2 separate regions of the Homo sapiens genome follow, and region 2 is linked to region 1. Evidence: chromatin loops called from intact Hi-C (ENCODE). Cell type or tissue: heart left ventricle. All regions are shown on one strand. Each heading gives the region's core, and the rest is flanking DNA. Links, peaks and the distances in the headings are about the cores only.

Evidence for each region. A loop is a pair of places that touch in the nucleus more often than their neighbours do. Peaks named below come from ENCODE experiments on the same cell type or tissue, not always from the same donor. Only the 100,000 strongest peaks of a DNase experiment are listed, where the experiment ranks them.
Region 2: it touches region 1 in a loop (2.2-fold over the local background); 4 of 110 quality-filtered maps call a loop at or near these places.

Annotation. Positions count from the first base shown.
Region 1 is chr4:84,748,815-84,751,642 of GRCh38, forward strand. WDFY3 (WD repeat and FYVE domain containing 3) reads right to left here. Exons shown (of 68, transcript NM_014991.6): 36 at 2,669-2,828. Among named protein-coding and RNA genes, the nearest start is that of WDFY3-AS1, 46 kb to the right of the region's middle. In heart left ventricle, for the core only: CTCF peaks have their summits at 1,648 (motif pointing right) and 1,850; no DNase peak of the experiment used is centred there.
Region 2 is chr4:84,793,576-84,796,403 of GRCh38, forward strand. WDFY3 (WD repeat and FYVE domain containing 3) reads right to left here. Exons shown (of 68, transcript NM_014991.6): 20 at 1,304-1,404; 21 at 944-1,162. Among named protein-coding and RNA genes, the nearest start is that of WDFY3-AS1, 1.7 kb to the right of the region's middle. In heart left ventricle, for the core only: no CTCF peak of the experiment used is centred there; no DNase peak of the experiment used is centred there.

The DNA of each region.
Region 1 (2,828 bases), core at 225-2,724:
ACTGGACTCAGATGTTCAAGCCCCTTCCTTCACAAAGGTAAATGGTAAATATGTAAGATAATTCTCTCTCTCTTTTTTTTTTTTTGAGACAGGGTCTCACTCTGACACCCAGGCTGGAATGCATTGGAATGCAGTGGTGTAATTACGGCTCACTGCAACTTTGAACACCTGGGCTCAAGCGATCCTTCCACCTTAGCCTCCAGTAGGTAGGATACAGGCACGCACCACAACACTGGCTATGGCTAATTTTTTTGTAAAGATGGGATTTCACCTGTTGCCCGGGTTGGTCTTGAACTCCTAACTTTAAGCAATCCTTCTGCCTTGACCTCCCAAAGAAAGTGTTGGGATTACAGGCATGAGCCACCATGCTCAACCTAATTTTCTTCTTGAATCTCTTCATGGATAAAGACTTCATAATCATAATTTTCAAAATCATATGTTTATAATTTATTCTGTTACACCATTGGAAGACATAGAATGTTAATATTTCATTAATATAATTTTTTTTGTATATGTATTCTGCATATGTATATTAAAGATACTCAAAATATTTAAAAGTAAATTTCTATGTTCTTTATTAGATAGTATCCTATCTTCCTGTTTGGGAATTTCCAGGGATGAAGTTAATAGTTAAATGATTCAAAAATACACTAAGCCTTACTTAATGTCATTGACAGGCTCCTGGCAACTGCAACTTTAAGTGAAACAATGTACAGCAGGTCCTCAAATAACATCATTTCCTTCAACCTAGTTTTATTATAAGGTTGACGAGGAAAAAAATTTAGTTTTGTTACACATCATTTTGCTTAAAGTTGCAGCTACCAAGAACTTATCAATGACGTTAAGTGAGGACTTACTGTACTGACAGAATACACCAAGGCACTGTGCTAAAAGTTGTGAGAGATGAAGGAACACATGAAAGTTGTTCTCTAAGCAGTTTATAATCTATCTGGAAGCTTCAATCCTGACACCCCCTGCTTTTCCCTGAACTGTACTCCTACTCGCTAGTATATTGAAGCACTATTCTACCGTAGGGCAAATTCATGCCCACAACAAAGAGAACCTTACTTCAAGGTTAATACATGTTATTATATATCAAATTCTTCCTACTAAAAAATATAGAAAACAAAAATAAAGGGCAATTATACAATTTAAATATGGGTAATTAATTAGCTATTCAGGTACCAGAAGCTTGAAAATGCTATCACTGTATGTTTCCAGTCATTCCATATCTTTCATGTATGTATTTTCCTTTTTTGATCAGTTATGCTTTCTTGCACACATCTCTTCTGGACTTTATCCTATTATTTTCCAATAAACTATTTCACTTTTTCATAAAATGCTTCAAATTTTTACCCTATACAGTAAGATACTGGTCATCTCTCTTAGAGCTTTTTAAAGTTTCCAAAGGGGAGACGTTCCATTGGGCCTGCTTTTTAATTCTACCACATGCATTAGTGAGGAAACCAATTATTCTCCTGCCATTATTAAACACTGTCATCCTGGTTAAATGCTTAGCATAACTGGTACCCTAATTACATTAGTGATTTTAAAAAAAATTGACCAAATTGAGATACTTTCGCATGAATAAGATAAACATGTGGTTTTCAGGTTTCTATTTATAAGTTAACTGTACTAGCCACTAGAGGGAGCACAAAAAAAAAAAATCTCAGGTTCAGCTGTCAAACTGCTGAGAGACAGTGCAGTTCCTCAGGGAGAAAAGCAGTCTTCTCCACAGATTTACTCTTTCATAAAACATGTTATTTTCAGAGCCCCTGGCATGGACTGTTTGACCTTATTTATATGAATTGGTCAAAAGAACATTAATGTATATGCAACTAATTACATTGTATTAAATTTTCTCTCTGTGATATCTTCAGACTTTTCTAGGTAAACATTTTTTAATGCTTTTCTGGGATAGCTAATTTCTAGAGGCAGCAATGAGGTCACTTAAAGGCTTAGAGCCACTCTCATTTTCTGATGCATCAGTTGATTCATATCAATTGTCAGGAGAATGGGCAGGCAGCCAACCTAGAAGTTTGCTGCCTTGGGGAATTTAACAAGTACATCCTGGGCACCTGTTCTGTACAATGCACCATGTCTTAAGTTGCACAGGACACTGACAACAGTAATACCTGGCAATGACAGGTAAGAGAAATTGATGTAGGAAATTATAAGGTAAGAAGACAATGCCACTAGGCACTGTTAATGTCCAGGGAAGGGGTTGGCACACTATGGCCTGTGGGCCAAATCCAGCCTGTGCTGTTTCTGTAGATAAAGTTTTATCAGAACACTGCCATGCTCATTCTCTTACGTATTGTCCATGGCTGCTTTCTAGCTACAACATACTTGAACAGATGTGACAGAGACCGTATGGCCCACAAGCTTAAAATATTTACTATTTGGCTTTTTACAGAAGAAGTTCGCCAGCTCTTAGAGAAAGGATGATAAAGGACTGAATTAGAGACATCCTTGAGGGAAGGAAAAGAACAAACTGATAGGGTTTAAAGCACATGTGGGATTAAGAACTTTCCACAGCCTATAACATGTTCTGCCTACACATAAACAAGAGGAATTAGAAATCCTTGTTATAGAACTTGTTTGGTTACTAATGTTCTAATTTAAAAAGTAATGCAAAAGAGATGTAAATGCGTTTCTTTTTCTTTACCTCCAACAAAAGATCAATTAGTGGAGTTTGCTTGCTGGCAGGAGTGAGACAGAGGTTGTCTATGATTAAGACCCGCATGAAGTCAAAAACGAACTTTTTAGCCGGGTGATTGGTCAGATATGTCTTGGTGCCCACATTGCAGTACTCTGATTGGCTCCTG
Region 2 (2,828 bases), core at 187-2,686, 45 kb after region 1:
AGCGATTGAAGGAAATTGCAAAACAAAGATCAGAGAAATAGTGAGTATTCTCAAATGCAAGACTGGAGGTAGTTTTAATTAGGACGAATTAGTCAACAGGACTACATGCTACTAAAGGGGCAAATAAAGCGTCATAACAAGAATTTTAAAGTACTAACTATATTGATGCCTAGCTCTGTGCTAGGTACCATGAGGAATACTACAACCTTACAATCTAATTAAAAGACTAACATTCATATTATATTAATATTTATTGAACACCAACCACATGTCAATTAATATGTGATATTATTTTACTTAGCTAAAAGAACAAAATTAGATGACCAAAAAAATCACATTTATACAAAATGCTTATATTCTTGAGCAAAGAAAATTAAGTAAATTGAGATTTATATTTTAAATTATTTATCATTTAGCAGGATCTTCATGAATGCCTTGAGTTTGGAGTTCTACTGTACAGCACTGTAAAGTCATGGCATGTTGGAGAAAACTAAGGAATTAGAATTATAAAATAGTATGTATTACATCTTGAAGGTAAGTGATGGATAAGGTAATTGAAATGTTATTGTGGCTAGCACAGTGTGGCACATATGGCAGGCAGGTGCTCAATGAATATTAATTAATTAAGCAGAATTCACAGCCAATGATAATCCTTACCAAAATACATCAAACAAGCAACCTGCTTTCCTAGGAAAAGCTGTGATTTCTTGGCAAGTAGAGATTAGTCCTTATTAGGTACTCACTCCCTCCACTGTTTTGTAAGTCTCTTTTGAAAGTGCCTTAAAATTCACTGGTAAGCAATATTCAATGTTTTATGTAACTTGTTCTATGCTATAATAATTTAAGCTGAAAAGTTATTATTAGCTGGACTTTTAAAATAAATACAAAAATGAAGTTTTAATACTTCTATAATCAAAAGAAGAAAACAAAAAAAAATACTGACCATAATTTTGGAGGAGTTCCTCTTTGGTGGAAACAATCAGAGATCGGTCTTTTGCTGATAGAACTATTGCAAGGCACACGTAATGTTGCTCAGAAGAATTTGCTCGGCGCACAACAGTAAGAAGTCTGACAGGGTGGTTATTTGGAGGAGAACTAAAATGTTCAATACAAAACCAGCTAGAGTAACTTAAGCCGGAGGGAGGAGGGAAGAATCTTTCACCTACAGTAAAAATTAAAAAAAAAAGTCTGTGTTGATTAATATTTATATTTTTTAAAAGATGCCAACAAAAGCAAATAAACTCTAAATTATATATAATCTACTAGAAAAAAAACTCATAAGCAGAAAGCAAATATTACTTACCAGAACCAATGCCACTGACCACAGCCCCATCAATAAGACCTGTTGTGACGGTATTATTTGTAGGAGCATTATGAGGGGCCAAACTGGGCAAAAAAAGACATCTATTAAAGAAAAGACAACATACATATTAGAGATCAATGACTCCTTCTCTTAACACTGTGCACTTACCACAGTGAAATAACTGCCAGTATTTAATGGTGACTAGAGAAAAGATCATGGAATAAATCTGGATGCCTCGCAAAGCCCTTCCCTTCTTTTAATTATGTAAGGGTATCAAAAGACATAATTTTAAAATCTCCCAAAATAACATTTTTAACTTAAAATAAAAAAAAATGAAGATACAAAATGCATATGGCAACATACTCTAACGTATAAACCCAATCAAGACATTAGAACAATTTCATCACTGAAGGAAAACTCCCATGTGCCCCTTACTGTCACTCTCTTGTTACCACTGATTGCTTTTGACTATTCCCAATCATGTTTTAATCTATTGTTTGATAATGACCCATGATAATATTCTTAAAACACAGAGGTTTCAATCAATATAAGAATCCCACAAACAACTAGTATAGATAAAAATTATGAATTAACACTCTAAGCCTGGGCACAGTGGCTCACGCCTATAATCCTAGCACGTTGGGAGGCTAAGGTGGGCAGATCACTTGAGGTCGGGAGTTCGAGACCAGCCTGGCCACTATGGCGAAACCCCATCTCCACTAAAAATACAAAAATCAGCCAGGCGCGGTGGCGTGCGCCCATAATCCCAGCTACTTGGGAGGCTGAGGCAGGAGAAATGCTTGAACCTGAGAGGCGGAGGTTGCAGTGAGCCAAGATCGCGCCATTGCACTCCAGCCTGGGTGACAGGGCAAGACTCTGACTCAAAAGGAAAAAAAAAAAACAAAACTCTAATAGCTAACAGATCTAGCTACCAGATCTATTAGCATTTGTGTCTATTTTAGGCTGTTGAACTTCATGAATTCTTATAGATTTTTTAGATTCATTATTGCCATTTCTGTTACTATAATCTTTTCTGCCACTTGAAATAATTTATTCATTTGAAGTGACAGTCATTGAATATTTATAATGTATAAATTATTATACTAGGTAATTTGAAGGATAGATGATGATAAAACCCAAAGAGTTTTCAATCTAATTTTAATTTATATATTATCTATACATTTATATTTATTACATTAGATGTTGGCAGACTTTTTCTGGAAAGGGCCAAATCATAAATATTTAATGCTTTGTGAACCAGGCAGTCTCCATCATGACTACTCAACTCTGACACTCTAGCACAAAAGCAGCCATAGGAAATATAAATGAGTGTGGCTGTTTTCCAATAAAACTTCATTTACAAAAAAAAAAAAAATTTGCAAAAGTGTTACTAACAAAACAGATTTGGTCCATGGGCCTAAGATTTTGGATTCCTATGTCATATCAATTTATTTTGTATAACAAACAAAAATAATTAAATGTAGTAATCTTAAAATAGCATGCTCAAAAAACTCAATAATTAAAA